Regions from separate parts of the Homo sapiens genome. Here all the other regions are linked to region 6. The links are chromatin contacts, found by Hi-C or POLR2A ChIA-PET in ENCODE. All regions are on one chromosome and are shown on one strand. The core of a region is the stretch at or near the end of the contact, and the rest is flanking DNA. Distances in the headings are between cores, read along the strand shown.

The links. Hi-C counts contacts between places; a loop is a spot of excess contacts on that map. ChIA-PET counts read pairs that join two places held with the same protein, here RNA polymerase II (POLR2A). Pooled maps may share reads with other maps.
Region 1: a loop to region 6 is called in a pooled map, with 13 times the contacts of the local background. The contact joins the promoter of MTMR2 here to the promoter of SESN3 in region 6. A Hi-C loop is called at or near these places in 2 of 37 single-sample maps with no recorded cell type and 11 of 50 pooled maps. POLR2A ChIA-PET finds 5 or more read pairs at or near these places in 2 of 52 experiments (Caco-2 and MCF 10A).
Region 2: a loop to region 6 is called in a map with no recorded cell type, with 9 times the contacts of the local background. The contact joins the enhancer-like site here to the promoter of SESN3 in region 6. A Hi-C loop is called at or near these places in 4 of 37 single-sample maps with no recorded cell type and 3 of 50 pooled maps.
Region 3: a pooled map shows a loop between it and region 6 (3-fold over the local background). The contact joins the enhancer-like site here to the promoter of SESN3 in region 6. A Hi-C loop is called at or near these places in 2 of 37 single-sample maps with no recorded cell type and 8 of 50 pooled maps. POLR2A ChIA-PET finds 5 or more read pairs at or near these places in 1 of 52 experiments (OCI-LY7).
Region 4: a pooled map shows a loop between it and region 6 (4-fold over the local background). The contact joins the enhancer-like site here to the promoter of SESN3 in region 6. A Hi-C loop is called at or near these places in 6 of 50 pooled maps. POLR2A ChIA-PET finds 5 or more read pairs at or near these places in 2 of 52 experiments (GM12878 and OCI-LY7).
Region 5: a loop to region 6 is called in a pooled map, with 4 times the contacts of the local background. The contact joins the enhancer-like site here to the promoter of SESN3 in region 6. A Hi-C loop is called at or near these places in 5 of 50 pooled maps. POLR2A ChIA-PET finds 5 or more read pairs at or near these places in 2 of 52 experiments (OCI-LY7 and activated CD4-positive, alpha-beta T cell).

What each region holds. Positions count from the first base shown.
Region 1 is chr11:95,921,937-95,926,006 of GRCh38, reverse strand. It overlaps MTMR2 (myotubularin related protein 2), which reads left to right and starts at 1,900. Exons shown (of 15, transcript NM_016156.6): 1 at 1,900-2,132. The coding sequence starts at 2,053. RefSeq lists enhancers at 1,683-1,812, 1,873-1,922.
Region 2 is chr11:94,600,752-94,604,559 of GRCh38, reverse strand. It overlaps PIWIL4 (piwi like RNA-mediated gene silencing 4), which reads right to left. Exons shown (of 20, transcript NM_152431.3): 12 at 2,581-2,765; 13 at 504-576. The region is part of intron 4 of PIWIL4-AS1 (PIWIL4 antisense RNA 1); the gene reads left to right. Among named protein-coding and RNA genes, the nearest start is that of PIWIL4, 35 kb to the right of the region's middle. RefSeq lists an enhancer at 1,434-1,653. Within about 2 kb of position 1,364, at least 11 of the 41 ENCODE cell types and tissues checked have a DNase peak (open chromatin) inside an H3K27ac peak, as active enhancers do.
Region 3 is chr11:96,010,725-96,014,587 of GRCh38, reverse strand. The region is part of intron 2 of MAML2 (mastermind like transcriptional coactivator 2); the gene reads left to right. Among named protein-coding and RNA genes, the nearest start is that of MTMR2, 89 kb to the right of the region's middle. RefSeq lists an enhancer at 1,948-2,551. Within about 2 kb of position 2,372, at least 17 of the 41 ENCODE cell types and tissues checked have a DNase peak (open chromatin) inside an H3K27ac peak, as active enhancers do; they include OCI-LY7, where a contact is called at or near this core.
Region 4 is chr11:96,050,845-96,054,921 of GRCh38, reverse strand. The region is part of intron 2 of MAML2 (mastermind like transcriptional coactivator 2); the gene reads left to right. Among named protein-coding and RNA genes, the nearest start is that of MTMR2, 130 kb to the right of the region's middle. Within about 2 kb of position 1,746, at least 2 of the 41 ENCODE cell types and tissues checked have a DNase peak (open chromatin) inside an H3K27ac peak, as active enhancers do; they include GM12878, where a contact is called at or near this core.
Region 5 is chr11:96,074,373-96,078,443 of GRCh38, reverse strand. All of the region lies in intron 2 of MAML2 (mastermind like transcriptional coactivator 2), which reads left to right. Among named protein-coding and RNA genes, the nearest start is that of MTMR2, 150 kb to the right of the region's middle. RefSeq lists a silencer at 2,510-2,569. Within about 2 kb of position 2,068, at least 8 of the 41 ENCODE cell types and tissues checked have a DNase peak (open chromatin) inside an H3K27ac peak, as active enhancers do.
Region 6 is chr11:95,228,399-95,232,451 of GRCh38, reverse strand. SESN3 (sestrin 3) reads left to right here and starts at 1,250. Exons shown (of 10, transcript NM_144665.4): 1 at 1,250-1,669. The coding sequence starts at 1,592. LOC100129203 (a long non-coding RNA gene) reads right to left here and starts at 2,266. Exons shown (of 6, transcript NR_110295.2): 1 at 1,957-2,266; 2 at 879-1,327; 3 at 276-400. RefSeq lists enhancers at 1-231, 232-871 and silencers at 1,227-1,376, 1,387-1,696.

The DNA.
Region 1 (4,070 bases), core at 651-3,150, 690 kb before region 6:
TGTTATACTGTATTGTCTTCTATTTGTATTATTTTGTTTTTTACAATTTTTACAAATTTTTCAATCTGTGGTTGGTTGAATCTGAGGATATGGAACCAACTGTGATTAATTTTTCTTATATTTTAAAAAAGTTTTGGTTGGTGATGGTTTGAAAATTAAAAACAAAACACTGTTCCTTCTTGCAGATAGTTTGAGAAAAAACAGCCCAGATTATAAATTGAAAAATTAATAACTTTTGGTGAGGTCCCAAGTTAACCATGTTTTTTCATTTTCTTAGAGTTCATTAATTAATTAGAGTTCACTAATTAATTTCCAGCTGATATTCTTTGCTTGTGTTTTCACTCTGAGAAGTTACCATTTTACCAGTCAGGTTAGAAGTCAAGCAGTAAGTTCAGTGGAAAAACAAGTAATAATAAATCTACTTAGTGAGACCGTACTGTGCAACCGACTCTGCACAGAGAAAAACAACCTATTACGTAGATATTTTTATTCCCATTTTATTCCCATTTTAGAGATGTGAAACAACTTAACCACAGCACAGAGCAAGTGTAGAGACAGAACCGGGATTCCGATGAAGATCTGTCTGGTTCCAAAGTCTCTACACTTTTACTACACTGTTCTTTATTAATCACTAGATAGAACCATACACATATTGTTACATCAGGCAGAAGGTTTCGAGGGTTCTATTAACAAAGTGCTACGAATGAACTGGGTGGAAGAAAGTACATAGGTCTCCCATTCAAGGGTTCATCAGCCTTCACTAAGGAAATTTAAGTCAAAGTAGCTGACAGTGAGTCAGCATTTTGGAAGGCAGGTAGAGATGGTGAAGAAATAAGGAAATTCTTCTATGAGTCATGATAGATATTTAAGCTTGTTAAAAAATGTTTTTGACTACCTACTCCCTTTGCCTACAGAGTCCAGTTAAGGTATCTTAAAAATTATGGAAATAAAAACAATCGGTCGCTGTCTGTCCTCGCCAAACTCAAAAAAGGCTAAGCCTTTTGTGCTTAAACACATACTCATCAGTAACTATTCTACCTTACACTGAACATAACTAAGCTAGGTTGTTCTTCTTGGGAATGTACTTGCAAGTTAATACTGCACTGCAACTATAAGGTTTTTTAAAAGACATCAGTTGTACATTATAAATTAAATCTAGTTTAAATCAATATAATTCAATTTATCCTAGCAAGGAAGTTTTTTAAGGATGGTCTGATTTTTTTTTTACAGGAATAATCTTTGCATAATTTTACACCCCATACATGAGATGATTAGGATTCAATCTCAATCAGAAAAATCCCTTTATGGTGTCCTTATGGCTTTCCTGTATCCTAACAGAAAAATCCTAGCAGAAGCATTTCCCCTTTACCCAGTTCCTGTTCTCTTATCACAGTTCTATTCCTCCACACTCCCTTCCTGCTAGGCACGGGAATTTGAAAGGGCAGGGAAAAATCGGTGAAAGTTTGTCTTCTACTTGGGTAATCCAACACCACCGCATCCAGTAGTATATAATTCTTTTTGCATGTATATCAGATCCTCCCCAATCCCTCTCCCATACCTCTTTCTCACTTTTCTCTCATTATCCGGTCCTCTTGTTTTCCTTGACCCCCACATTCCTGTCTAAATCATCCTCCTGGCCTCAGGTCCTTATCGCCTTCCTGAGACCCTCATGTTTAGTGTTCCCTCATTCCTCTTACACCTAGGATTTCTCCTCCTTCCATAAGGGTCTGGTCCTTCATCCCTCCCGCTTCACCAGACCCCCTCACCCTGGGAGCCGCCACCTCCCTTTCCCCAAGACCAGATGTCGCGCGGCCGGACACAGCCAGCACGGAGAGTCGATGCCGGCGTCTGAGCTGCGCAGTGGGGTCTTCCCGCTGCCCAGCAGCCTACAGGCGCGGTGCACTCTGGGGGAACATGGCCGCTTCCGGTCTCCCTCCCGGGCCGGCGCTGGCCTGACTGCGGCCCCGGTCCGTAGCACTCCGCCCTCCGCTTCTCCCGCCCTGTAGCCGCGAAGACTGCTTCAGCCTTTCCCTGTGCTGCCCCTGCCGCGCGATGGAGAAGAGCTCGAGCTGCGAGAGTCTTGGCTCCCAGCCGGCGGCGGCTCGGCCGCCCAGCGTGGACTCCTTGTCCAGGTAACCAGGACGCCCAGGGCCCCGCCCAGCGTCCGAAGGGGATGGAGAGGGGCCGGGGACCTGCTGGATTGTTGCCCCAATTCGCGGATTCTGGTTTCTGAAGGCTACGCCGGAATTCCTTCCCCGGGACTTGGGAACCACTTCTGCCTCCCTCCCTGGGGCGTGGAGGCTGAGGAAAAGGAGGTTAAAACTCGCTGCTTCTTTATCGATTCCTCTACCTTTCATATTCCGATCTCGTTTTCTCCCCGATGGAGGTGGTCCCAGTTAATTACTTTCTCCTGTCTTTCATTCCCTCTCAAACCTTTTTTAAGACAGTTCCCCCCGCCCCCATTCTTTTCCCCACATTTCCTGTCTTTCTCTGTCACTTTTTCCAAAACCATCCTAAAGTCAGTCTTTCCTCCTCCACCCCTTCTTATGTCTTTGGTTTTTGGGTTCTTGCCCAGCCCTTTTCTCTCTTTTCATGGCTTCACCTTCTTAATTTCTTTCATGCTTTTCTCTACACTCTGATTTTCTTCTCGCCTCCCTTTTTGCTTAAATATGTAAATAAAAATGTCTCCTGTGCTTCTCTTTTCTAAATCTTCCAGCTGAAAGTCAGTATCAAGGAATCTGAGTGGTTTTTATCCCCAGTGATAGGTTTAAGAAAACAAAATGAGTGGTAGTTTTCTTCCTTCTTGGGCTACTGGTTCTCCACGTTGTCATTTCTCTTGTAACAGATGGGAATTTTATCCTGGAATTTTGAGGAGGACTTTATGCAGCTTTGCAGAGAGCTTTTATGAATATTAACTAGACGCGTTTTGGATGCAGTCTTTTTCTTTGATTTTAAAATAATGATTTAAAAATTTTTTAAAAAATAATATAAGACCTGTATTTGCTTTTTATGCAGCCACGATGAAATCTGGTTCTTTTCCACTGAATAATAGTCTAATTGTTATTAGAGAGTGATTCGATAACTGCTGTGTGAAAACACACAATTTTCATTTTCTCCTTCAATCAGTTGAAGTGGCTCTATTATAATTCATTTTGGATTCTGCTAAATATGGGTAGTTATTGCCTTTTTTCCTGTTGATGTTCAGCACCTCACTGGGGAACCACTGTCTGATCCCGTCATTCTACATTGCCATATGCACTCATAGCTCCCTGCACAGTCGTTTTTCAGAGTCTTTAATAAGCACACTATAATTGTTGGCTTAAAGTGCCTTTTCTACCAGGTTATAAGCTATTATACTTGAGGGCAATCTTAATCATCTTCATATCTCCAGCACTTAACATAGTCTCAGCATGTGATAGGTGCTCACTAAATGGTTTTTTTTTTTTCGAATTTGTAGCCTGAATTATCCAGGAAAGGAGGATTTTTCTTTGCAGTTTGATTATATATATTGCACGTTTGAATCAAGTATTTTTTGAATTCTGTATTTATTGCTTTGAAATTTGGAAAGCTGAGGATTAACATGTTCAGTTGTGTAATTCATTCAGAAAACAGGTTGGAAAATTCGAATTTTATGGGAAAGTTACAAATGACAACTATGCCTCAGAATAGCATAAGAGGCAACCAGTACTCTCATCCAAGGCAGAGAAGTTAGAACCACATGAAGCAGCACAGTATGTTAGAAAGAAGGAAGTACTGGAAGTTAGGAAGCTCCCATGCTGAAGTCTCTGGCTGAGCTAGCTCTTTGGTCTTTTCATTTAGACTTTCTAGTCTACAGTTTTCTCATCTTTTAAAATAAGAAGCTTGATCTAGAAAATCTGTAAGGTCCCTTGGAACTCTAACATTGTCATTTTTAAAATTTTAATGACAATACTAAGATGAATGCATTGATATTAATTTTAAAGATAATTCCTTTGCAAATAACCTTTGTTTTGGATTTTTGCAATTACACGAAATAAGTGTCCTTTATTATTACAAACTAATATACCTAACGGTGCCACTTGAACATATTT
Region 2 (3,808 bases), core at 115-2,614, 630 kb after region 6:
CATGCCCTTTGGGAAATGAGGCAACTGTGGATGTCCCACCAGGTGATGCAGCACCGGAGGAAGTGGTCCTCTCTGAAATGCACAGAAGGTGGCAAGAATTCACAGGAAGCAGGAATTTGGGGCCATAGGTCACTTGGAAAAACCTAACCCTCCAAGAATCCCCTGAAATATAGGGAACACTGGATACCAACATTTATGTGATGAGGTGGGAGTCAGTTTATCTTAAATCTTAAGGAAAAGATGACCCCAATGAGTTGCAAAATATGCAGACACCAATGGCTGTTATAGGGGTAACAAGAAGTACTGTATTTTAAAATTAATATTAGAAATGTGGAAAGGAAATAAAATATTGATTAAAATACTAAGATTAATATTTTCTTCGGTGCTTTGGAGAAATGCATGGCAATTTGCAAATATATCATGGGAGGGTATGTTCAGACTGTAGATATAAAGCAGAACTAAAATTATAGATTAAAGGAGTTCAAAAAGTATCCTGTACTTACCAGCTGAACATCAGGATCAACATATTGCTGTATAGCTCTAACAAATGCAGCTGGATTTTCTTGTACTTTTATGCTACATAAAAAGATTAATTTTGAAGCTATGTAACTTCCTTCTTAGTAGCACATACTTATATGGCATTAGAAATAATACAAATAAATTTTCATAACAAACTAGTAGTTTTAGGAAAAATTATTAGAGAAAATAACCTTTTGAGTCTAAAATTGTTTCTTAAACTACAAAATATGACAAAAACATTTCGCAATAATTTTTACAGTGTAAAAAATGGTTTGGTAGAAAATCAGATCTTCTCAATTGTCCAGAATCCCTATAATCAATAATTCTGTTGTTCAAAATGGGGTTGAAAGTGAACTTTTGAAATCCCAAGTCTCACAGTATCAAATGTCTGAAAGAGTGTTCAAGCTCAACCAGGATTAAGATTTCTGTAAGAGTGAATTGCTATAGGAATCTAAAAATGAATGTTTCAGAAAACATCAGGTTAATGAGACCAAGATATTCAGCTAATTTGCATGATTTAGACAAAAATATCTTTATTTTCCTTAGTGGTTGCTTGTCTGGAGCCTGGAATGTCTAGCCTTAATCAGCGCACAAGTACTTAACAATTATCTGTTCTGTGCTTACATTATGTTAGGGGCCAGCAGCTCCAAAAGTAATTCTCACACACATAGGAATTTGTAAAACTAGTTTCTTTATGTAGAATCAGCCTCTTTTATGTGTATATAAGTGAACTGTCCCAATGCCCAGCGGCTTTTTAAAACTCGCCCAGCAGGTGACAGGACCATCAACCCCATGACTGCAGATACTAACAGACCTATGTGACTGGCTGGCCGAACCGTCTCAGCAACTAGATGGTCCTGACTCATCCAATTCAAACTCTCGCACTCTGACTCTGCTGCACTTACAGTCCACTCCTAAAATCATCAGGTGAATGTTTTAGAAGACAGAAGCTATGCATATAAATCTAACAGGTAAATGGATACTTCATGGAAAAAAGAAGGTTGAAATAAAATACGAGCTTTCAAATAAAACAGGCCAAGGACAGAACATAGCAATGGGCTTGTTCCAGAATTCACATGAGAAAGAGCCTGTGATGTCAGCCCAGGATCTGCGGACTGTGGCTTCTTTCATAATCATTTCCTGCTTTATTAGCTCATGGGTTTAGAGAAAGTAGAGCGGGTGAAACTCAATCCAGGCTATTTATTAACAGATTTGATAAGAGGAGAGTTCTAAACAATGGTGTTAAATGAGACTTTGGGATTAATACTTGTGCTGCTGATGCAATTAATTAGTAACTATGTGTTTAAAGAATAACTCCATTATAACAAAGAAAAGTATCTGTTCCTCTTTTCTAAGCATATCAGTTTCAGTAAAATGAGGCATGACCAACTTTATGGCTTTTCTAAAGCAAAACAGTATTTATTTTCAGTGTGATTGTATATGTATCTCTTACTCAATGAAAAACTATTTATTTATCTTTCTCATTCCCAGCAACTGGCATAGTATCTACACATATTAGTACTCAATAAACATTCTAAGAATAAATGGTTGACCTTAGTCTTATCAGAAAACTCTCTGAATGACTAATAGTATGCTACAGTAACAGAATCAGAAAAGCTTATTTGAGATCTATTTTCATATTAAATTTTAAAGCATAAAATCAAGTAAAAGTCAGGACATGCAACTTCTGTTTTTTAATATCCATTTCCTATTAAGTAAATAACTGATATGAAAAACTGATCTGAAAGAAGGAAAAACAGTTGAGAAGACAATATATGGACTTATTAAAGATTTATATCCCAACTGGTACTGGAAAGATTTTCAGGTAATGACACTACTGCTTAAGAACTGGGTACAAGTTTTACAAAGGCCAACATAAAATATATTCTAACTTTATAAAAGTTTAGTCATTACAAAATCTATCTACTTATGACTACTTTCTTGGCACTTTACATTAGGAAACTACTGGGATAAAGAAGCTTTTGTTGATACATCTGCCATTATTCCCTACCTTCTAACCAAACCAAATTAATATATGAACAAAATTCAATGTATTCTCACATTTTGGGGTAGTCCACATTAAATCCCATGGAACCTGCAACTCTTCTCAAGCAGTTCAGAAAGCTCTCGGCAACATATTCAGTTCTGTCGCTACATAAAATCAACCAGGTATTCAAAGACTGTGCATTTAAAATCTTGCAAGTTCGAATATCCTTGGACCAGTCAGCAGCAGACACAGGTTGACACTGAGAAAAATAATGATCATGAAAGGATTGAACAAATTTATTCAGAGAGCAGCTAAATAAAGACAGTGTGAAGATGGCCAACTTTTGTTATAACTGTTTAACACAGTTTGCTATTCAGTCTTAAAACACAGATGCAGGCACTGCACATCCGAACAGAATACATGTGCTTTCTGGGAGTGGAAGCATCTGGGCGTCATCCCAGGTCTTCCAGGCACTGGTGGCCCTTGGAGGTCCCTTTAACCTCATGATTCTCTGCGGTGCACAGAGAATGGTGTCTGATTCAAAGATCTCTGAGGTTCCCTTCCAGCTCTGAGTATCTATGCCTTTATTATGAATGACTCAGGCAAACAGCCTGTATCATTTTATCTTTTACTTTAAGCATCTAAATATCTCAGAGAATGCTGATTATCAATACTCTAGGTCATCATAATAAAACTAACACACCCTACAGAACAGTTAAGTGTTGCAAGAAGTCAGGGACCCCAAACGGAGGGACTGGCTGAAGCCATGGCAGAAGAACATGGATTGTGAAGATTTCATGGACATTTATTAGTTCCTCAAATTAATACTTTTATAATTTCTTATGCCTGTCTTTACTGCAGTGTTTAAACATAAATTGTGAAGATTTCATGGACACTTATCACTTCCTCAATCAATACCTTTGTGATTTCTTATGCCTGTCTTTACTTTAATCTCTTAATCCTTTCATCTCGTAAGCCGAGGAGGATGCATGTCGCCTCAGGACCTTGTGATAATTGCATTAACTGCACAAATTGTAGAGGATGTGTGTTTGAACAATATGAAATCTGGGCACCTTGAAAAAAGAACAGGATAACAGCAATGTTTAAGGAAAAAGAGAGATAATCTTAAACTCTGACCACCGGTGAGCCGGGCGGAACAGAGCCATATTTCTCTTCTTTCAAAAGCAAATAGGAGAAATATTGCTGAATTCTTTTTCTCAGCAAGGAACATCCCTGAGAAAGAGAATGCACGCCTGGGAGTAGGTCTCTGAACTGGCCCCCCTGGGCGTGGCTGTCTTTTAT
Region 3 (3,863 bases), core at 1,123-3,622, 780 kb before region 6:
TGAATTGAGTCAAAATAATCAATTGGTTGGTTTGTAAGAATGTAGTTTGAGACCACCTGAAAACCTGAAAGCTTTCTCTCTACAATTCATCACTGTTTTCCTTCTCAGTTCAGAGTTCACCGATGTTAGTTTTAAATGTTGATTCCAGGAGGCTGTGGTTAAGTTCATTTTCTGAATGTGGTTTCCTCTCAGGCTGCTTTGATATTAATGTGAGTCAACAACCACTGTGTCATCCCTGTCGCAAGGATCCCTGTGGAGAGCCTAGTTACCAATAATAAGGTAGTCTTTTTGTTCGTAGAGTGGCATTGTCATTTCCCATTCCTCAGTGAATATACTCAGTTTAAAGAAACTGCAGCTGTATACTAAAATGCTGAGTATACTGGGAGAATTGCATATTTTATACTTTTGAGACAAGAAAGATTCCCTTGTCCCCCTCGCAGGGTGTGAGATGGGGAAGTGGCTCGCTTCATCAGTGCCCCGCTGATCAAACCTCTAAGGGAGCATACATACAGGCAGGCTGTGGGGCTGCGACCCCACGGCCATGTCTAGGGGTGAATGTTTACGGCTCCTGAAGCCCCAGTGGGCATGTGTTACAGCGTGCTCTCTTAGTTTGCTGTCTATAGGTGGCTTGTGTTAACCAGCTCAATTAGATCCCCTTCCTTATCACAAGGACAGAGGGCTTTCTGTATCCTGGGTTCCTGCCTTGGTGTACAGGAAGAATCAGATCACACGTGGGCTTGAAGAAAGAATGCAAAGTTTTATTTAGTGGAAGTAGCTCTCAGCAGATGGAGGAACCAGAAGGAAGATGCTCTTTCCCTGGAGGTGGGCTGCTCGGTGGCCCTGGCTCTCCTCCAACAGCCCCACCTCGTCCCGCCAGTGTCCTGCTGACGGCCTGCAGGCGCCAGTGCTTGTGCGTGTGCTCCTCTGCCAGTGTGCTCCTCTCGACGTCTGGCTGCCTTTGTGTCTACTGCTAGGGTCTGGGGTTTTTATAGGCCCAGGATGGGGTTGTGGCAGGCCCAGGTGGTCTTGGGAAATGCAACATTTGGGCAGGAAGTGCCTGTCCTCACCTAGGTCGTTGGAGTGGAGCCCTTGCCAGGGACCTGCCTTTCTCTACCCAGTACTTTGCTTCCCCCATTCCATGTCATTTAAAGGGACCACACTCTTCCCTTCCTAGCAGTCCTGTATCACTTTGTGGTTGGATTTTATACTTTAGCTTTTATATTGTAGATGGACTAGTTATAATCTACTACATGAGCTACTGGAGACCTCACATTACTTAATTCTGATTACTTTGAAGAGAGAAGTGAATAGATACAAAGAATGCTTAGGGTTATCTCATTTTGTTGTTCTTAAATGTGACATTTGTTATTGGAAAAACAATATGTTTGTTGATACATAACCTACTTCCCTTGATCATTTTAAAAATTTCAATTAACCCTTGCCCCTCACCTCTCAGAAATCTGTATCTCATAACTCTCTCTTTTCACCTGAGCTCCTAGCAGTTTACAGGCAACATGGTCATCAGTGAAATGTACATGTTGAAAGAGAGAAAATAAAAACCCTCCAAGTTAGTCTGTTAAGGTGAATACATATGCTATTGCATGACCAACTAAGATAGATAATGCCCAGACAGGTCATAAAAAAGACACAGGAAAAGGGAACATTGAATAAAATGGTGGCAGCATTAGTTGACTTTATAATTCTGTTGCCTTGTGAAACAGAATTATTTGAAAGAGGTTTCTGAAAATGTTTTTGTTGCTTGTCAAAGCATGGTGCTTTGACAACACAGAAGCTATTTTTATGTAGAAACAGTAGTGAAGGTATCTTCTGTTCACTGCACAACTAAATTATAGCAACTTATCATTGTGTTGCTTAAGGAAACAAACAGATTTCAAAGGTTTATTCTAGAAAACAGTGTTTAATCAATTTCTTATACTGTCTTTGAACATAATCTAGTAAGCAGATGTGGAGTTAACGGCTTATTATGTTCATACTCCCTATATCCATTCAGAGTCTGCCAGGCTCAGAATAAAAGTCAAGACATGTGCACATAGAGACTCTGTAGATGTTTGTAGCATTTGAAATTAAAATAGTGAGAAGGCTGCCTGGGCGTCCCTTCAGACATGGCACAGTGGAGCACAGAGACAGGAAATATGCCAGACTGCCTCTGTAGGAGGCTGCTGTGAACACGTGCAGCAAGGAACAGGGAACCGCTTAATGATTAATCACTGTCAACCTTTGTTCTCGTTAAAGACTTGATTGTTGGACAAGGCTTGTAATGAGGGACTGTTTTGGTGTCTGTTGCTATGAGATTGTGTTCACTGATCCTCAGTTGATGTAAGCCGCTGTTCTCTTTTTGCCCAAGTCGAATGAACTTGAATGAAAATGCTCTCACAGTGCCTGCTAGTGGTGCTTTCAGAGGAGGTTCTGGGCATTCTGTTTACCAAATGCTACTGCAGCTCAAAAACGGAGAACAGGTAACTAAGAGTTTGGCTCAGCTGAATTTTGGCATATGAGATTTATGAAATTTTAGCAAATGTTTTAAAAGTTTGATTCTAAAAGACGTAAATAAAAGTAGATTTTATGGTAGTAATGGAATAAAAACCCTTCAACACACCCACACACCTTTTCTTTTTAACAAGCACAGATATTCAAGAATCAAAATTTTAAATTGTTACCATTTCTCTTGACTTCTATAAATAAAATATTAAATTGTGTTTTGCAAACCAAATTCTTAAACCACCAACTCATGTGAGAGGTGGGAATATGTCTTGGCATTTTCCTAAAGGCTAAGAAAAAAAATTCCATTTATTCTGTCATTGATTACAGCTTGCAGACTTTTATATAACCATTTTTTTGTTTGCTTGTTTTTAGATTCAAGGGGTACATGTGCAGATTTGCTCCATGGTTATATTGCATGATGATGAGGTTTGGGCTTCTATTGATCCCGTCACCCAAATAGTGAACATAGTACCCAATGGGTACTTTGTCTGCCCCAGCCTCTCTCCCACCCTCCCCCTTTTGGAGTCCCCAGTGTCTGTTGTTCCCAGCTTTATGTCCATGTGTACTCAATGTTTAGCTCTCACTTATAAGTGAGAACATATGGTATTTGGTTTTTCTTTCTGTGTTCATTCACTTACAAGAATGGCCTCCAGCTGCATCCATGTTGCTACAAAAGGACGTGATTTAATTCTTTTTTATGGCTATGTAGTATTTCATGGTGTATATGTACCATATTTTCTTACTAATTCAACATTGGTAGATACCTTGGTTGGTTCCATGTCTTTGCTTTTGTAAACAGTGTTGCAATGAACATATAAGTGCAGGTGGCTTTTTGGTAGAATGACTTATTTTCCTTTAAGGTAGATACTCAGTAATAGAATTGCTGGGTCAAATGGTAGTTCTATTTTTAGTTCCTTGAGAAATCTCCAAACTGCTTTCCACAGTGGCTGAACTACAATTCCCACCAGCAGTGCATAAGCATTCCCTTTTCTCTGCAACCTCATCAACATGTATTATATTTTGACTTTTTAATAAGAGCCATTCTGACTGATGAGAAATAGTAAGCATAACCATTTTTGAATATTTTACTGCAATAAAATATCAATGGAACATTTTAAAGGAGGAAAAAAACAGTATTTTTAAACTTTAAAGAATATTTTTCTGGATTAAAGTGACCTTATAAAACTCTGAATTTCTTCTAAACATAATTGCATCATCATGAAATTACTTTTAAAATATATACTTATATGAAAGTACTAATATAGAACAACTAAAACTGTTAGTGATATTCTCAGATTATGCTTACTATCCCCAGGCAAAAATATTTCTCTGTCTCTCTTTCTCTCTCTTTCTAACAAATG
Region 4 (4,077 bases), core at 497-2,996, 820 kb before region 6:
GTGAAATCTCCCTACTATACTGTCTACAATAGAAATATTTAAAATTTATTTTTTTCTAATCTGAATAAAGAAATCCCTTCCTGTTCATGTGTAATGCAGATCCTCAAACTCTTTATTTAGTTTGCCATCATAAGAACAAACAGAATCAGTGCACATCTTCTGAGAAATGATAACTGCAAAAATGCCTTTGGAAGCCCCCAAAATTAAAACCAGAAGTAATATAACAAAATGGGGAAGGGTTAATATGGTTATATGGGAACAAAGGGTAAGTATATCAAATTAAAACCATATGTAAGACAAATACAGGCTAAATAGTTAATTCTTTTTTTCTCTCTCTCTGAGGGACCCTTTTAAATAGAATTGGTCCTACTTAACACCGTCACACTCCCACACTGCTCCCTCATTGGAAGAACCCATGGATAAAGGAACCCCTCCTTAAACTGTCCAACCTCCCTTAGAAATTGTTTATTACAGTCATGTTCTGTATAACTGCTGTTGTTACAGGATCGCAGTCTGGCCTCCTTCTCTAACTATCAGAACAGGTTGTTTCACATTTTTGAAACCCATTTTCCTCATTTGTTAAATATCACTCAGTGAATTTTACTGTCCTAGTGAGCTATTTAAAAAGTTAAGGCACAAATTAATAGTATATCCATAAACAGCATTCCCCTAAAATATCCCCGTCTAGAGTTACTACTTAGAATCAGGACACTGACAAGTTAGTCTGTGAAAAGAATGGCATTTCTCCACATGTAGAAAAATGTCCTAAGAAATAAGAACCTTTAAAATTCCAATCTGCACCTGGCTAAGAACTCCTCTGGGGATTTTGCAGAGAGGAATGGGCAAGGGACCCATGCATAGTAATACATGTAAGTAAGATTGTTCATTTTTTTTTCTCCCAATGGAATATAAAACAGTAAAACAAACTCCATATATTTCTTACATGAAGAGCTCTCAAAATGGCGGCACCCAAGTTGTCAGCTCCATTTCCATTTCTGAGTCACAGATACACATATATGGCTGAAAGGAGGGAAGGAGCAGACAAAATACCAAACAGATGAAGAGAGAAAGGAAAGATGTTCCCAAACATGTTAACTGTTTGCCCACATGACTTATTGGTATGTTAATGTCTCACATCAGCCACCGCTAAGGAGAATGTCGCCCCTTCCTTCCCTCTTAGTTTATAAATGGAGTCACATTATGTAATCACCCTAATGAGGTAATAGAAACATAAGTACACAGGAAAATTTGATAGTGTTTTCTCCTAATTCATCCTCTGTTATGTTGGTCACCCCCCCATCCCATTAACCCTCCTTCTCTCTTCCAGACTGGCCCCCTCCAAATTGGCTGAGTTTCCCGTCCCAAAGGACATATTGTTGGCTATTGTTTATAATAAGTCTCTCCCCTCTTGGCAGGATAGAGAACAGCTGCTGGTCTATTCTCTGCCACAAAGACCAACTTCCTTCTTTTGCCCTGGATGATTGGAAGAAAGTCGGGGAGAAGAGCAATTTATAGTTGTGTTACAGTACCTCTATTTTCTTTTGTGTTTATTTATATTGCTTCCATTTCTGTCAGGGATTTCTGAGATAATCAAGATCATTCTGCTACAGAGTTTTCATTTGAGTAGGCTCTAGTGGCAGTTGGCATTTTTCTTCATTGAGTCAGACATTTTAGGACTCCAGGCTAGAGGAAGTAGTGAACATTTCTCTATGAGAGTTTGAGAATCAATATTCCTTTTTCTAAAAAAATGAACTCATGAATGTATTCTGTGTTACATGAACAATTAATGACTTTGAATTTCTCAAGGGAAGACACCTTGTCTTTGCCAACTTTCTGTTCCCCAAACTTAGTACAGTACCTGCTTCATAATGTTTGCCAGATGAAGTAAGTGGAGTGCTGAATGGAGTTCTGGTTTGTTCTGTGAAATGTAAGCTATGCTGACAGTCCAGCACTTAAGTCTCACCCTAGACTTCAGGCCAGGCAAGGCTCATCACCTGAGGTGGGACCTTCTTCTGAGATCTTTGCCTTAGATCGTTTCTGGCTCTAGGCTTCATTCTAGGCAAAGAAGCCAGGGAACTCAATGTTTCAGAATCTAACCCCCAGCAAAAGAAACCTAGACTAGGTACTGAATCTTCAGAGAGACTTGAGCAGCTCTGGAAGCAGAATGTGGAGAGCATTTCTCTGTTCTTTGTTAGGAGCAGAAGGAAACTCACAAAATGGAAAATTGGTCTAAGACTCTATACACAGGAAAGATCCAAATGGCATTGACACAGGGCATCAATGTGATATCAGACAAGACAGCTCTGGTGGATAAAAAGGAACCACAGCCTATCATTAAGGTTTCTCCTGAGAAGTGTTTGGAACTAAGGTTGGCTGATGGTGAAGGCCATGTTTACTAAAAACTGGGCAGAAGCAGAGTGGTGTCGTTAAGTCCAAGGAGTGTGACAAAGAGGAGAGTGGCTCCTGACTCTCTTACTTATTTCTGTATGAACTTAGCTTGATAAGCATTAATAATAGCAAATTTTCTCTGTAGTCAAAACAGTCCCCTTTCTGGGGAGTAAGAACTGGAGACCTGACAATTTCCATGTGGTAGATGCCTCATGGTAAGGGTTCTTAATGCATTTTCAAATTTCCTAGTATGTGTTCCTAAATGTATCATATGGATATTGATTAATATGGCTCCCTGTACTTTCTGTAGTCACTACCTTGGTTCACCCAACAAGCACTTAACAAATATGTTCCTGACAGACATGCAAAGAATGTATATGACTGAAAATAATACTAGGTGCTAAAGCCACTGAGAGGTCTGACTTTCTGATAGTTTGTAGCATTTTGCAAGCAATACAGGAAGAAAGAATAATAATAGCTATGACTTATAGAGTGTTTAAGACATGACAGGTACAGTTGTGGTCACTTTACATGCATTGTTTCATTTCATCTCATAGTCTAGTTTCTAAACGGAATCCTTGAAGACATACAATGCCACAATGCTCACTTCTGCCTAATTGTGAGCCAGGCCCTTCAGAACTGGACAAGGAAGCTGGTCAAGTTGGGTCAGAGAGTAGTTTAAGCCATCTCTGGAGACAGGGAGGCATAAAACTGATAGACAATTAAATCCAGGTAAAGTTTGCCCTTTTTCTGCTCTTTGCCTATCTCCCTGGTTCTCCTGATGCCTCCTGAATGGTTGCTTGTTAACGCAAATTAATTTTAACTGGTGGGCTTTCAGGCATTTGAGGAGATGGGAAAGTGGAGGCAGAAGACCCTGCATAGAAAACTGTTGAATGAAGTCCTTGATGTGAACCTCTATTTAGTTGCACATCACACTAAATAACACACTAGTTGAGGGCATGAGATCTAGAATCAGACTGCCTGAGCTCAGATGCCATGCTAGGGGTGTGACCTTGAGGCAGCTTCTGCATGCCTCAAATTTATTGTCTATAAAATGTGTAGAATAATACACATTAGTATTATTAGTAGGTAGAATAATACATACTTCACAGAATTCTTATTAAGGATTAAATGAAAGGGTCAAACTAAAGATTAAATGTAAAGGGTTTAACAAAGTATCTGGTATTTAATAAATATTGGATATTAGTATTACTGGTATTACTAATGATCAATATATACCTCTTTTCCTTCCATAGAATGTGAGGACTAATTGAGAGAAAGGACCTTGAATATATGTTTTATCTGCCACAATTCTTACCACATTGTAGATTCTAAATAAATATTGGACGGATGGATGGTTGGATAGATGGATGGATGAATTAATTTTAAGTTTCTATAGATAAAGGCACTACAGAAGACCTCCTTGTTTTCAGATCTCTTCCAGAAAGTCATGCCTCACAGATTATCCAAAGGAAATGACACTAAACCAACATGCAACAGCCAGCAGGGGGATTTCTTAGGCTCAGCTAGACATTTAGACTCCTAAGACTATCACACATCACATTTGACATCAGTCTGCCCAGAAGAATATAGGATCAGAACTATAGCTTGCCAGTAGGCCAGCATCAGGTATTCTTCTGCAATTAGAGCCATGGAAGCTCGGGTGCCAAATGATGAGATCCACACTGG
Region 5 (4,071 bases), core at 819-3,318, 850 kb before region 6:
TTTCCTGTAGGAACAATTTAAAGAAAGTGCATTAAGTCCTCCTGCTAGCCTATCCAAAGTCTGTTTGACTTATATGACATTGAACTATCTATGATTGAACTATCCATGATAACACAGTGTACTATCCATGATAACACAGTGTACTATCCATGATTTCTAGAATATTACATTCTTTTAAAAAGAAGAGATGTGTTCAGTGTACACTGATTGAGCCAGGCATGGTGGTGGAATGAGAAATACAATCTATTTAGTGAAATGGAAAATTGCAGGACAAGAGAGAAATGTAAGTCCCAGATGTGCACAGAGCACTTTGCTATGGAAACCACAGAGAAGGGGCATCCACCTCAGCCTGGCTCCAGGTTCGAAATGGAGAGACTATGAGCATTTTCAGCTGCACTCTCATAGAAGAGAGGAACAATCCTTCAGACCAGGGGAAGACAGAAAAGGAGACTGGCCAGAAGAACACCTGGGAGGGAGCACAGAGCTCTTCATTCCCAGGGGTTCTTTATAGCATGGACATTTACAGTGTAGGTACTGCCCAAATGCCCATCCACACCAGTGTTAGGGACTGAATTTTGTTTATTTCATTTATCAAGATATAATAGTTTTGAGTCATCAGTTGTATTTCTATAGCCTATAAAAAGAGCACCAGGCAAGGCAGGGCCCACCACCGCTGCAGCCACACCCAGAGTCTTCCCCATCCTGTACTGTGGACTCCACATCAGACCTGGGAGGCAGGACTCAGTGGATGAGGCTGTGTTTTGCATTTCTGAGTACAGTCCACAAAATGGTTTGCTTCTGAAAAAGCAGTAGTAGTCTTACATCCAAGATTATTCCTAAAATAAAGTTTCGACCCACATATATAATGAAATTGAAACTGCCTACATTGGCAAAGCCAGAAAGAGAGTAAAAAAGATGGGGTAGGCCAGTTGCGGTGGCTCATGCCTGTAATCCCAGTACTTTGGGAGGCTGAGGCGGGTGGATGACTTGAGGTCAGGAGTTCAAGACCAGCCTGGCCAACATAGTGAAACCCTGTCTCTACCAAAAATACAAAAATTAGCTGGGCATGGTGGCGTATGCCTGTAGTCCCAACTGCTTGGGAGGCTGGGGCAGGAAAATCACTTGAACCCAGAAGGCAGAGGTTGCAGTGAGCCTAGATCGCACCACTGCACTCCAGCCTGGGTGACAGAGCGAGACTGTCTTTAAAAAAAAAAAAAAAAAAAAGAGAGAGAGAGTTGGGGTAAAAAGTCAGAAAGAGAGATCCCAAGGGAGAAATAAAAGGAAATTTGAGCCAAAAAATGCATTTCTGATGATCTCTTCTGCTGTATAAAGATACTTTATAAGGCAATTTTAACTCTGATAACTTGCCCATTTCTGTTTGCAGAAGGAAGTCAGTCATTCTCACAAATATCTCCATTTGTTTTTCCTCCTTGTATTTCATTCAATTTTGTGGGGAAGGGTTGGAGGGCCCAATTTTGCTATTGTAAAATTGTTTCTCATTTTTCTGAACACTTGAAATGGGGTCAGATCTAAATGGCTATGAATGCAACATGGATCCAAAGGCCCAAAGGTCAGGTCCCACTTGGACAATTTTGATATGTAAAGTGCTGCTAACATTCATTTATAGACAGCAGCAAGAAGTATGAGCTGTGGCCTGGTGAAGATTCACATAGATCTCATTTTCCTCATATTCAGAGCAAGACGTTCCCAACTGTCTGTGGGTCTGCATGAGTTGTGGGGTGTGGGAGACCCCTCTATTGTCCCCTTTGAGTGTACATATTCTGTAGTGAAGCCAGAGGCAAATGTGTGAGAACCTCCCCAGGCTGTTCCTTGGGAGTGAGGGCAGCCCTGACTTCCATGGGAATGGGATTCCCTGCCAAATTCAGATGCCGAGGCTTCCCTCAGGGACCACAGCCCATCCGAGTGGAGGAAGTTGCTGTGAGAAGTTAAGCAGGCAGCTCTGAAGGGCTGTGTGTGTGTGTGTGTGTGTGTGTGTGTGTGTGTGTGTGTGAGAGAGAGAGAGAGACAAAAGAGAGCAGCCTTGCCCCATTGCTTGCATTATAGTACACATGGAATCAATTTTAAATTTCACAGAAAGAAAACAGTAAACAGAGTAAGAGGGGAGCTGGTGTGTCTCTCCAAGGTTGGTGTGTCTCTCCAAAGCTGGTGTTTCTCTCCAAGGCTGGTGTTTCTGCTCATGCATACAATACATGATGCACACCATTCATACCTCCAGGTTTTACACATATTTCTTTCACCCCTGAGCATCTGTGAGACTCAGCTTGATGATATTTCAAACGACTATGAGGATCACACCTCTTGGCAAAAGGCAGAATAACTTTCTGTTGTAATATTTTAAATTAAGAGTTTCTTCTATCTAGGCCTTGCAGGAGAGAGGAGAATGTATTAACAAATTTATTCTGAAAGTAGAGATGTGGGAGATATGTGATCCACAAAGCAGGGCCACCCAAGGTTCACTTCAGTGTTCACGTTTGGGGAAGCATGAGAATGTCACATAGCAAGGCCAACTGGCTCAAATGTATTAGCATACAATCAATATGCAAGGCGCTATCTGAATGCCGATTAGTAAGAGTCACATTGACCATGGTAGCAGATGACACATTAAACAGTATGATACCAGCCACAAACCTCACTAGCTTTTCCAGTAACCTGAAAAGACAAAGAAAAAGAGAACTTGGGGAAACTCCTATTCATCAGTCAGGTTTCCCCTTAAACATCACTTCCTTTGGGAAGCCACTCAGACAAATCCACCCCCACCCGACTTCCCCTAGCTCAGCTCTTCTCTTCTTTTACATTATACCTTCCAGAATTATCTGTCTTCCCTCTTTCAGTCCCCAGCACCCAGCACACTCCCTAGCACTCTGTAGGCACTTAAATATGTGTTCGATGGTTGATGGAATATTATTGGCTTGTGTTAGGTCTTGGAGGGTATGAAAATAGAGAAGATAGAATCCCTGCCCTGTCTGGGAAGGAGACAGACAGATAATAATAGACACCATACAATTTGTCAGACTTTGCAATGCTTGTAAGTACAGCTTCTCTAAAGGAGAACAAAAGGAAGGTTGAACTTCTGAGCACCTTAGTGATAAAACAGACCTACATTAGCTTCTTCTCTGATTCATTAATTTTACTGGTAAGAAATAATGAACAGAATCCTATTTCCTTACATTTCAAGTTTGCTACCAGGATAGCACAGTATCAATAATAATAGGCAATGGATTTCACTTGGGGGAATATTATGTCAGGAGGAAAACATGAAATATTATCAATATCCTCTCTAGGGAATCTATGTATTAGCTTTGTGATGTCTAACCTCGAATTTCTCACCTTCAGAACTGAAAGCAAATACATAATTGGATTTGCATTAAAGCTCTAAAAAGAGTGAAATTAAGAGTCACGCTCAAGTTTCCGGCTATGTTTCTTTGTTGCCTACTCCTTTTGCCACTCTGTCACTTAATTCATCTTTTTTTCCAGAGGAAAAATCAAAAGCAAAATATGCAACACCACTCCCTGCCCTCCAGTACTCCCACAGTATTATTTATTGACCACTCTGGGTGTGCTTGGCTTAACAGACAACAGAAAGGAAGTGAAGGCTCTTCCCTGAGGGTTTGCTGATGCGATTAGAGAGCCATTTAGAAAGATAACTCGAAATCTCAGACAGACACAGGAATCTAACTTTTATTCTGGTGTCAAAAATGATTTGAAACCTTTTTTGTATGATGACGTTTGTCAGTACTCCTTTTATTCCTCTCACAGCAGCCGGTGGGCGTCTCCATGCCTGATGCAGACAATATAGAATCCAAATGCAGTTGCAAAGGTGAATGACTTCAGGTGGCTTTGCGCCGCCATCGTCATCTGCACAAAATGTGGACTGACCATGGATCTTTCCTCCATATTAACCTCTCCAAGAATAGAATCTATTGAAGACATGAATCTTTTGATAGCATTTCCTTGGGGTTTTGGGAGAGAAATTACATCTTGCAGATATCTGATGAAACTCTCATGTGACCAAAAAGACTGCAAATAAGAGTTTGATAAACAGAAAACAAC
Region 6 (4,053 bases), core at 1-2,500:
TAGGCGATGCAAGTTATCTCTGGGGCCCGGAGGACACGAGTGAGGACCGGGCACCAATCAGGTTCTCGCTCTGCGCCGGCCTTTGTTCTCACTCGGGAGCAGGTTGCGGGCGTCTAGCATCGGGAACCCGCATTCGACTCGGACGCGCATTGCTAGCCCCTTCGGGAGACCTGGCTCCCCTACCCGTCTGTCCCGCCACACTCGGTCAGCCTGCGCTTTCCCCAGTCAAGTCTGCCTTCTCTCCGCAGAACGTGGACGCTAAAACCCTGACTTACCATTTTAAGCTTTAGAAGAGGTAGGTTTGTCCCAATAGTTTTAAACGACAATTTGTTCTCTGAACCTTCCTTTCTGAGCAGGGCGCTGTGCTCTGCATGTATCCGAACAGCTGCCTCAGGAAGGTCTTTTGGGTGAGAAAACAAGCCCCTTTGGCCTTTTAGTGCTGGACAAGTAAATGAACTTACATCTCTAAGATAACTGCTAGAAGGTGCTTCACAAACAAGAGGAAACCGCTAAACCAGAGGTTTTGTGTCTCTCCCCTCAAACTCGATTACTTGCGTAAATATATATATAACTCAGACATTTATCCCCTATCCGCCTCCCAAGCCTCAAGTAACTGAAATCTTTGCAAAACAAGGTTCACAATAAATGATGCGTAAAGTTCTTTGAGATCCCTGGATACAAAGTACTACATAACTGCAGTCTTCTTTACAGCTAAAGTTAGATTTTGGTGGAGAGAAAGCCTAACCACTGCCCTGAAGGAAGGAACATTTAATCCTCCCACTCCCCTCCCCCTTTCTCGAGAGATCAGGAAATATTTAGCTCAATCTTAGACTCTCTAGCGAGCTCTAGCTCCCAACTATTTATCTCATTCTCCTCACCACTTCTGCAGGGACCTAGAGAAGGGGGCGTAGCTTATCTTGGGGGTGGGGCTTGGAGGGCAGTATATTTGCATATGACACACCCTCGTCCTCTTATTGGCAGAGGAGAGCAAACTGTTCCCTGCTACCCTACTACTTAGCTAACCGCCACCTCCCTTCAGTTCCGAGCCTCGGAGATAAACTTAACTTGCCCGGAGATTCAAGGCTTCCTCGGCCCCTGCGATTGGCCGGCGCGACTCCCAGTCGGGCTCTCGTTGCTCATTGGCTGCGGGCTAGCGCCCTGGGGGCGTAGCCGGAGCTGTCCGATTGGCGGGAGGGGCGGTACCGGAGCGTGGAGGTGGTGAAGGTGGTGGGGCGGCGGAGGCGGGGCCGCACTGAGGCGCTGCGGCGGCGGTGGTGGCGGTGGCAGCGGTGGCGGCTGCTCGTCCTAGCCTGGCGGGGGCGGGGGTCTGGAAGATGGGGGCGGGTGGAACAACGGGCCGGTGAGGAGCAGCCGCCGCCGTCTCCGCCGTCGCTGGGGCAGCTGCCGCGGTGGTCGCCTCTGGCAGTGCCGCTAGCTTTCAGGCAGTCGCCTCTCCTCCCGACATCCCGCCTTGAGGAGGCTGAGGCGGAATCGCGGCTGGCGGCGGGGGGACGGACCGGCCCTGCAGTGGCCGCAGTGACAGCCCGGACCCGGCCCTCCGCCCGCTCTCGCCTCGGCGCCCGCAGCCACGATGAACCGGGGCGGCGGCAGCCCGTCGGCCGCCGCCAACTACCTGCTCTGTACCAACTGCCGGAAAGTGCTGCGGAAGGTACGGGTTCGGCCCGGGGTCCTGCCGGCGAGGGTCGCTTCCTGCCGGCCGGGGCTCGGGCGGCTCGTCCCCGGGCGCGCACTGGGGGAGGCTGAGAGGGATCCCCGGGCACCGTCCCTCCGCAGGGACTGAGAAAGGGGGCGTGGGTTGAGGGCAGGAGGGTTTGGACTACTGCGGCTTTTTATTTCCGCCGGGACAGACCCAAGTCTGGAGGGGTTGGGATATTTTTTCTTCCCTTGTTCCTTTTATTTGGTGCCTTTGCTCTCCTTTACGGCTCATTTCCCTACCTTGCTACCCCGGGTCGGCTCCTTGGGCGGAGGGCGGGAGGGATCCGTTCGATCCTCCTCCCTGTGCAGTTTAGCTGTTGATGGAGGTCGGTGTGAAATCAGAGCAGCTGGGTCGGATCCCGAGGAACCTGGCCCCTCTTTGCTGTGGCTAACTCTTGCGAGTGTTGTTTTTGTTTATTCGGTTGCTTCTGCCTTGCGCGCCTTGCTCAACAACCCCCGTTTTCAAATTGTTTGGATGGTAGTCCTGTGTCTGTAGTTCAGTCTCGAAAGGAACCAGTAAAGCATCTTGAACTTTATGCCCATGGGAAATGCAATTCGACCTGGCCAGTTCCTGAGGCTGGGGTTGGGGGAGGAGAAGACTGAGGTGGATGTGGGTTATTCCTCCTTAGCACCCCCCTGCCCCCGTGTTGATCCAGAAAAATGAGGCGCACCATCAGTTTATTGCTGCTTCCTAGAGTGACTGATAGAAAGTTTACTCCAGTATTGTTTAGCTTACTTGGCTTAATCGCCCCGCGGGGAAGGGCGAGAGGGATGGGGAAGGGAATGAAAAAAAGGTCTCTAGACTTTTTGATCAGATTTTAACAGCTGCCCCAAAGTAATATTATAATCAGTTTATTCGTATTCAAACTCTATTTTTACATTTTATTAAGTGGAAACGTTAGGTGAGATGCTTCTGTTTGTTCACTACAAATGAATTAAAATTGCTGAGCTGTGCAAATGCATCGGGACTGAAAGCGGAGATGAATATGGTACCGTTTTTAGTCAACATCTCTAAATACGGTTCACTTTGGGATTGTTCTTTCTACATTTTTTTTTAAAAAAGGAAGAAAGAAAAAAGCACATAAGTAAGCAAGCTCAAATATTTGCGCTCTTTGTCCAAAAACTGTTTTTCTTCCTCTGTGGGTCAGGCCAAGTGCCAATCAAAGTTGTTTTTCAAGCCTCTTTTCCCTGCAGTAGGGCTGCTGCTTTTTTTTTTCTTCCTATTTTATTTGAGAGCGTGAGAGCAAAGGGATTGCAGATTTGAGGTTAATTGAACAGTTAAATATGCCTTAAATTGTGTTTATTGGATATGTTTCTCTTGAAACAGATTTTTATTAAATGTGCATGTTGAGTATGTGCAGTTATTTTTTTCCATAAACTCTAGGATCAAATTACAGTTGATACTTGCTCAGCTCATTGTAGGGTAGCTTGTGAGAAATGTAATGGATCAGAAGTGCAGATCAGCTTAGTTGGATGTTAACTCTTTCACTGCAGGGCCAGATGTCATCTGAACTTAGCTTTCAAAAAAATTTATTTCTTAATTTTTAAATTTATGTTATGTCTTTGACATGAAAAAATGTGTCATTTAAGACATGTTTGATTAAAGTGCAGCCTGGTTAAAATGACAGCAAGTTATGCTTTTTAATTGAATAAGGAAAAAGAGCACTGTATTGACTTTGATAAAAAAATTTTTTAATGGCTCTGGCAATTTGTTAGGCTAATAAAATGTTTGGAGGTAATATTAGGCTTCAAAATGTATTTCATTTTTCTTTTGAGAGAGCTATGGCTATGGATCCATGACACTTTGCTAGCATTTAAGATATTACATCTTTCCTTTAGCTTTTAGGAAACTATTTCTGTTTACCTAGAAAGAACATCCTCATTTCTAGCCATTATTAAAAGAAACGTGGAAAAAGAGTATTCACATTTTCGTATTTTATAATTGCTGAGCACATCTCTGCCAGTATTCCAGTTTTTAGTAACTCCAAGGTATTTAATATTGATTCATGCAGTGGCATGAAATAACTTAATGGAAATAGGATTCTTTGAGCCAGTTATAACATGACTTGGCAACATTTGCAGCTTTTTAAAGAGTGCCACTTTGAAGTGCTCTTAAGAGAATCAGTATGTAGCATTTTAAATGTTTCATCATTCTTAAAATAACAATGAAAAGTTTATTTCTAATAAAGACATGTTTTTCTTGTTGATATAACTCTAAGTTAAAAGTCATCTATAACTCTCAAAATGTGATTCTTAGAGTTTATCTTGTTTTCCATTTAATAAAGTGTTCAGTAATGTAGCCAAGTGAGTCATAGTATTTTGAATGTTTGTTCAGTC